Linked DNA regions of Homo sapiens: region 2 is linked to region 1. Evidence: chromatin contacts called from ENCODE Hi-C or POLR2A ChIA-PET data. All regions are on one chromosome and are shown on one strand. Each heading gives the region's core, a stretch centred on a gene start or an enhancer-like site at or near the end of the contact. The rest is flanking DNA. Distances are from core to core; before and after follow the strand shown. Region 1 overlaps CABIN1 (calcineurin binding protein 1). Region 2 holds the start of KIAA1671.

Region 1 (3,292 bases), core at 348-2,847:
AACACACAGTTTCTTCCTGGCCTGGGTGTGATGAGCAGATGTTCTCAGCTTCCTTTGGTCCAACTTGATCTTACAGGAAGTAGATAAGGTATGAAGTAAGGTCATGAGCTGTGCAAGGTGTGAGTGTCGCTTTGGTCCTCGTGTCTGCTACAGCCCTGTGGACAGCCGGGAAGAGTGGCCCAACTAGCTCTGGAGCTAGTCGGGCCTTGGGGACAGGTCCCAGCCATAGTGGCCTTATTGCTGTGTGACTGCACCAGTGTCCAGTGTTTCTGAACCTGTCCCTATGTGTGTCTGTCAAATGACTATATGAATGTAGGTAGATGGCAAGGGGCTGTTGTGGCTTGAGCAACATGCAGATTTAGAACTCCTTGCTTAAGACCCTGACCATGGTGAGGAGCCCCTTGTCCTCACACAGCCTTGAGGTAGCTTGTGCTCATTGTGACTCCCCTGCAAGTGAATGATCTCTAGGTAACCCAGCCTCCTTCTTCTGTGTCCCCAGCAGCAAGTCCAGTGCCTGGCAGGGAGCAGTATCCCTCGAGGAGATCCTGAGGCACTGCCTCTTGAGTTCCTCCTGGAGGGAAGGAAGGAGGGCAGAGAGTGTGACATTACCCAGGCTGAAGGGGCAGGTTGGACCTGGGGCTGATTTGGACTAGGGGTACCTGGAAGGGGCACAGAGTAAGCCTTGGACCGCTGGCTCCAGGAACCAGCCCAGGGGTAGGCCAGGTGGAAACCAGCCAGCTCAGAGAGGAGATGTCACTAGGACAGGTGTCACCAGGATAGGGGCTAAATGGGTCTGAGGCCCCTGGGTGTCTGTGGAGGGAGGAACGGCGCTATGTGATAAGAGAGAAGCTCGCTATGTGATAAGAGAGAAGCTCATGGGGGCAAAGGGTTGGGGGTGGGTAAGCCAGGGCTTGGGGCAGCATCTCTCTCACCTAGCCCGTGCAGGTTGGCCCATCCCTGCCTTTCCTTGGCCTCCCCTCAGCTGGAGTGGGAGGAGCAGCCAGGAGTTGGTAGACTGTCCCAGTGCAGCCTACCTTCATGGGAAATCAGGAAGATGCTGTGTGCACACTGGAGCTGTGAGTACCAGGGGCATTGGCCAGACGCTGTGAGTGAGGCCCTCCCCTCCTGAGCCTGTTTCTCATCTGTAGCAGGGTACAGTACCCGCTTCCAGGCCGGAGAGCGACCCTCCCTGAGCTCTGCAAAGCTGCTCATGTCCTGGGGATGGGGTACTGTTGCTGTTCTTGGAATACTGAAACTGGGGGAAGGGGTGTCCTGAGAGCTGCCTACTACTCCCAACCCTACCCCTCAAACCCAGTGCTTTCTCTGTGGGCCTCACAGCCTAGCTGGAAGATGAGGCCCCTTCCAGCTGTAAAACCCACTTACCATGGCATCTCTTTTTTGCCCTCCGCCCTGAGGACATTACTCCAGCGGTCTTCACTGCAGCCCCCCTGCCCAACTGTAACAGCAAGGACAGCTCGGCTGTGGCCAGTCGTTTCCCCCACACACCTACACTTCTGCCTGCCACAGGGCACTACTGGCACAACTCCAGGGGGCGCCATTCACATAGGCACCGCCTGCAGAGGGGGGATATAACCCTCACACACAGTTGGCCAATGCCATCCCGGCCTGCCGCACTCCTGGCCACCCCTACACCATGCTCTCTGGGGCCCCACAGCTTCCTGCAGTGAGAGCTGCACCCACTTTGCCCGGCAGCGGTCCACAGCCCGCCACCAGCGGCCAGTCCAGGGAACCGGAGAGGATTGGCCGGCAAAAGTCAGTTGCGCTCCTGGGCCCGCTTCCAGTAGAGTGCCGGCGCCCCGTCCGGCCGCGCCTGCCCCGCCCCGGCCCGCCGCGAGCGAGAGAGCGAACGAGCCTCCGCGGCCATGGCCCGGCGCTCGCCCTAGCTCCACTGCACAGATGCCACGGCGGAGCCGGCGGGTAGGAACTTGGCGGGGGCGGGGGCCGGGACTGGGGCCGGGACTGGGGCCGGGGCTGGGGCTGCGCAACCGCTTCGCCTCCGCTGCCCGTCTGGGTCTCCACTTTGCTGGCGCTTTTGCTCAATCGTCCCCTGGTGGGCTCTGGCGGCCGCCCCCCGCCTCGGCGCACCAGGCGCAGCAGGAAGCCCGTGGGCTGTGGTTTCCCCGGCGCCCCCGCGGAGGAAATCGGCCGGCGGCGGGGTGCTGCGCCCCCATGCCCAGGGCGGGCTGGCACCCGGTTCAGCGTCAGGTGGGCGGCCAAGCCGGCTTGGGCGGCGGCGCGCGGGGGCGGCAGGCGCTGGTGAAGCCCGCACACGCGCCAGCGCATCCAGCCCTACCAAGCCCCGGGCTGGGAGCTGGCTCGTGGGGGCGTGCGCTGCGCGAAAGCGAAAGCCGCCCGCCAGAGCAACTTTGCGGCGGAAGGCGCCGACGAGGAGCTGTGCCGTGCCGCTCTTGGGGATGGTGAGCTGGCCGCCCGGCCGGGTGGGCAGCGCGTCCGGGCGCGGTGCTTCGCTAGCTATAAATAGGTGCTGTGCGGGGACAGGAAGATGGTTCCAGCCCTTTACAAGCACCGGCCCGTTATGTGCGCTGGGCTAGGACCTTGCCCCGCAGCGGAGTGGGAGGAGTGAGGTTAGGGGTAACGGTTGCATGGGATGGGGGGTGGGCACATAGAGCCTACAGCAGAGTTGGCGGCGGGGCTCTCCCATGCACTTGGTTGTTTGTCGTTTCTGCTTTTCCCGGGAGGGGGAAGGGAGGAACAGCCCGGCAGTTCTGGGGACCTTAGCGCTCCACGTCTTATTTGGCAGGAGAGGCTGGAAACGAGCGGGCGCCAGCTGCAGGCAAATTGCAGGCTTTCCCAGCCCTTGTCTGCAGAGAGAATCATTACCTGTGGATGGCGCGGGGAATCCCTTGCCCTCAGTAGCCCCGCCTGGAGAGACAGGACCGCGTTGTGGGGGGTGGGGTGTAGGAGTGGGCGGAGGCCAGGGCGCCCCTGGTGGCCTGTGTACAACCCTGCGGCCAGAGAGGCCCGCCCTGATAGGTTTGTGGTAGAAGCTGCAGGAACTTCCTGTCCCTAGGGGTGTTCAACCTGGCCTGCTTCTGGGGCCCCTTTCCTCCCAACCTTAGGGGAGGAACAGGACTGCGGGAGGGGCCAGACCCTCAGCTCCTCAGGGCATCAGGAAGATAGGGAGCTGCTGGTCTGGAAACTCAGTCCTGCCTCTAAAGGCTTCGGGACTCCTGAGTAGGGAGGCTCCAGAAGGGGCAATCTGGGCCAGGGCTCGGAGGGGTGCTGCCCAGCCGGCCTGGCTCTGTCTGTG
Region 2 (3,292 bases), core at 457-2,956, 800 kb after region 1:
ACAATCAACGATTTTCCTTTGCTGGTATAACATACACGTCATGTAAAGGCCTGACTTACGTGGATTTTGAAGGATTTTAAGTTTCAACCCAGCCGTTCCTGGTCTCCTACTCACAGACTTCTCTCTGGAAGTGGTAGTTGTCTGTAAAAGCAACTGGGTTTGATCCTTTTGATGACTGTACTCAAGATACCCAGATGATAAGGAGAATGTCTTGAGACATGAGACCTCATGGGACCTCTGCCCCCCAATTCCTGGGTTCCAGCACTGTACACAAGTCAGTTGGGGGTTCTCGGGCTGCTGTTTGGTAAACAGGGTTTACCCTGCCTGGGTCTGATGGTGATGATCAGACCTTCAAAAGGGTTGCAGTGCAAACGGTGTGGAGAACAGGAGCTACCCTTGTTTCTTACACACACCCAACAATTTAAGAGCAAAATGAGGCAAGAAGTCTCCCCACCAATCCTCCTGAAGCCACACAATGTGATGTCTTTTTCTTTTTTTTTTTTTTGAGATGGAGTCTTGCTCTGTCGTCCAGGCTGGAGTGCAGTGGCGCGCTCTTGGCTCACTGCAATCTCCACCTCCCGGGTTCAAGCCATTCTCCTGCCTTAGCCTCCCGAGTAGCTGGGATCACAGGCATCCGCCACCACGCCCAGCTAATTTTTGTAATTTTTAGTAGTGACGAGGTTTCACCACGTTGGCCAGGCTGGTCTCAAACTCATGACCTCAGGTGATCCACCCGCCTCGGCCTCCCAAAATGCTGGGATTACAAGCCACCGTGCGCAGCCTGTGATGTCCTTTTCTTTCTCTTTTTTTATTGAGGTCTATCTTGCTTATAATAAAGGCACATTGATTTTAGGTCCTCCAGTTATTCATGCTCTGTACATTTCCCATAGGAGCACATGTCACAGATTCAATTTGATATACTCGTGAAATTATTTGTTTGAATATCTGTAAGCTGCACAACAGCCTGGATTTTGCCAGCTGCCCACCACTGGGTTCTCCAGCACCCAGCATGCAATAGGTGCTTAATAAAGATCTGCTGAATGAAATGAGTAACGGATAACAGAACAGGTATTTTCTCTTTCAGAGGCGACTTCCTACGATTCTCTCAACTTGTCCACAAGTTCCTGTACCCATTACCCCACAACTCACACCCACAACATAATGGCAGGAGGATGCGCACACAGTAGGCGCTCCAGCGAACTCTCAGGTGCAGTGCCCTTGCTTGGCGCGAGGAGGCGCCAGCACCGCGCACAGACCTTGCCCGCCCCCGGGCCGGCACCAGCAGCCCAGGCAAGTCAGTGGGCCCACATTTATGGAGCGCCTCCTGAAATCCTGGGTTGCATTAGGCTCTCGGGGTCGCCGGCTGGGCAGCGGGTCGGTGCCGGTGGCGGGGGATCCTGGCTGGTGACTGGGGAACATCCAGGGAACGCGGGAGGGTACCCGGAGCAAAGTTCCCAATTGGACAGAGCGGGGTCGGGCCTCGAGGGGCGGGAGCGCTTCCGGCAGGGGTGTCCAAGCGAGTCGTGACCTCTGACCCGCCGGAGAGGTCCCAGGCCCAGGCGCCACTGCGGACTCGGGTCCTGCCTGCTCTGCTCCCCTCCGCGCAGGCGCGGCCGGCGGCAGTTCCCATGGTGACGGGGGCGCGTCCCCGCTCGAGGCCCCGCCCCCAGCAGGCTAGGCTGCGCGGGGCTGCGGGCTCCCAGGGCAGGTGCCGCGGGCTGCGGGCAGGTGGCGGCGCGGCGCGGGCTGGCGGTGGCTCCACGGTAGGTTGCGCAGCGGCTGCGGGCAGTGGGGGCCGGCTGGCCGCCTCCTGTCCCCGGCCGACGAGGTAGCTGGGGGTGACGGCGGCTGGCGAGGGCCGCCAAGTTTCTGCCCGGCCGAGGCCCCGGGAGAAAAGTTGGCAAAGTTGGCCGGGGAAGAGGCGGGGAGCCGGAGGATTTCCCCAGACTCCGGGTCTGCAGGGAGGGAGGATCCCGGTTTGGGAGCCGGGGAATCCGTCTCCCGAGACTTGAGAGTGGATCCCGCGGGAAGATCCCGCACAGGGCAACCAATGGATCACGTGCCACCTGGTTGGCGACTTGGGAGTCGATCCCTGGAGGGGATCGGGCGCTGGAGGCCTGGGGTCCCACTGGATCCCCAGTCAGGGGTGACGGCGAAGGGTGATTCGAGACTGGGAGCGAGAGGATCAATCTCCTCCCATGCCAGCCTGAGCCTTGGGAATGGATTCAGAGAGATCCCGTGGCTAGGAGCTGAGGGATCGCTGGAGATCTGGGTTACTCAGCCTGGAGCTGCTAGGGTCTGGACATTTGTGCGGGTTGGAGGCCCCGGAGGTGGAAGTGGGAAGCAAGGGCGGCGAGCGAGACGGAACCCTGGTCGAGGGGAGCCCGGAGGACAGCGCGGTGGTTCGGGGGGCGTGAGAGGGGCGGCGCGCGGGGCCCCTCGGACGCGGAGGCTCCGGACACGTCCTCTCGGCCTGGCCTGCGCCCCCCCTCCGCTCGTCTTCCCAGGGCGGAGGCGCCCTGATGGGATTAAGCCTCAGTCCCCCTGTTACCAGGCAGGCCCGCGTGGTCCCCGCCCCGATGGCGGCGCGGCCCACCCGGGCTCACGGGTGGGGCCCTCGGGATGGGAAGCGGCTCGTTGACCCCCACCCGAGCCTGACCTTTTCACACCCTGCTGGCACAAACTCGCCTGGGAGTGGGGACGCCGCGCCTTAAAACCCTGCTGTTTGTCCAGTCCCGGAGCAGGCGTGTGACCTCCACCGCGCGACGCCTAGGTGGCTAGGGCTTCCTGCCTGCCGGGACTGAACTTTCTCTAGCCAGGAGCAGCCATTATCTTTTGGAAGGGAAAGGACTGTACCTGTTGCACAAAGAAAAACACTTTCTTTGCACCTTTTTTGTGACCTTGGGCAAAACACTTAACCTATCTGAATCCAGATGGGGACCCTCTGGGCAAAATGGGCTTGGCCTAGGATGGATCGGAATGAAGGGTATGAAACAGGTAGGGGCTCTATAAGTATCAGTGCCTCCCTCAGTCTATGGCCTCTCCTTTCCCGTGCCCCATCCCCTGTGCTTGCCTTACAGTATCTAAAGATTCCAGAAACCCTACTTGCTATCTTTTGAAACCGCAGGATTAGAGAGCTATTTAGCTTAACCTTTCTTCCAAATGGGTTAATTGCCCCTCTGATCCCCCCTTGCAGAGAGAAGCTCTGAGGTTTGGCTAATGAGTAACCAAGACATTTGGACAAAGCTTCTCCCTTGGTCTGGCTTTCCCTCTGCTAATCCATCAAGGTTCC

Evidence for each region. Hi-C counts contacts between places; a loop is a spot of excess contacts on that map. ChIA-PET counts read pairs that join two places held with the same protein, here RNA polymerase II (POLR2A). Pooled maps may share reads with other maps.
Region 2: a map of naive thymus-derived CD4-positive, alpha-beta T cell shows a loop between it and region 1 (19-fold over the local background). The contact joins the promoter of KIAA1671 here to the enhancer-like site in region 1. A Hi-C loop is called at or near these places in 1 of 168 maps with a recorded cell type or tissue (naive thymus-derived CD4-positive, alpha-beta T cell) and 4 of 50 pooled maps. POLR2A ChIA-PET finds 5 or more read pairs at or near these places in 1 of 52 experiments (GM10248).

Annotation. Positions count from the first base shown.
Region 1 is chr22:24,154,139-24,157,430 of GRCh38, forward strand. The region is part of intron 29 of CABIN1 (calcineurin binding protein 1); the gene reads left to right. Among named protein-coding and RNA genes, the nearest start is that of SUSD2, 26 kb to the right of the region's middle. RefSeq lists a silencer at 1,710-2,299 and an enhancer at 2,480-2,549. Within about 2 kb of position 1,598, at least 35 of the 41 ENCODE cell types and tissues checked have a DNase peak (open chromatin) inside an H3K27ac peak, as active enhancers do.
Region 2 is chr22:24,951,010-24,954,301 of GRCh38, forward strand. KIAA1671 reads left to right here and starts at 1,707. Exons shown (of 13, transcript NM_001145206.2): 1 at 1,707-1,763. RefSeq lists a silencer at 1,524-1,773.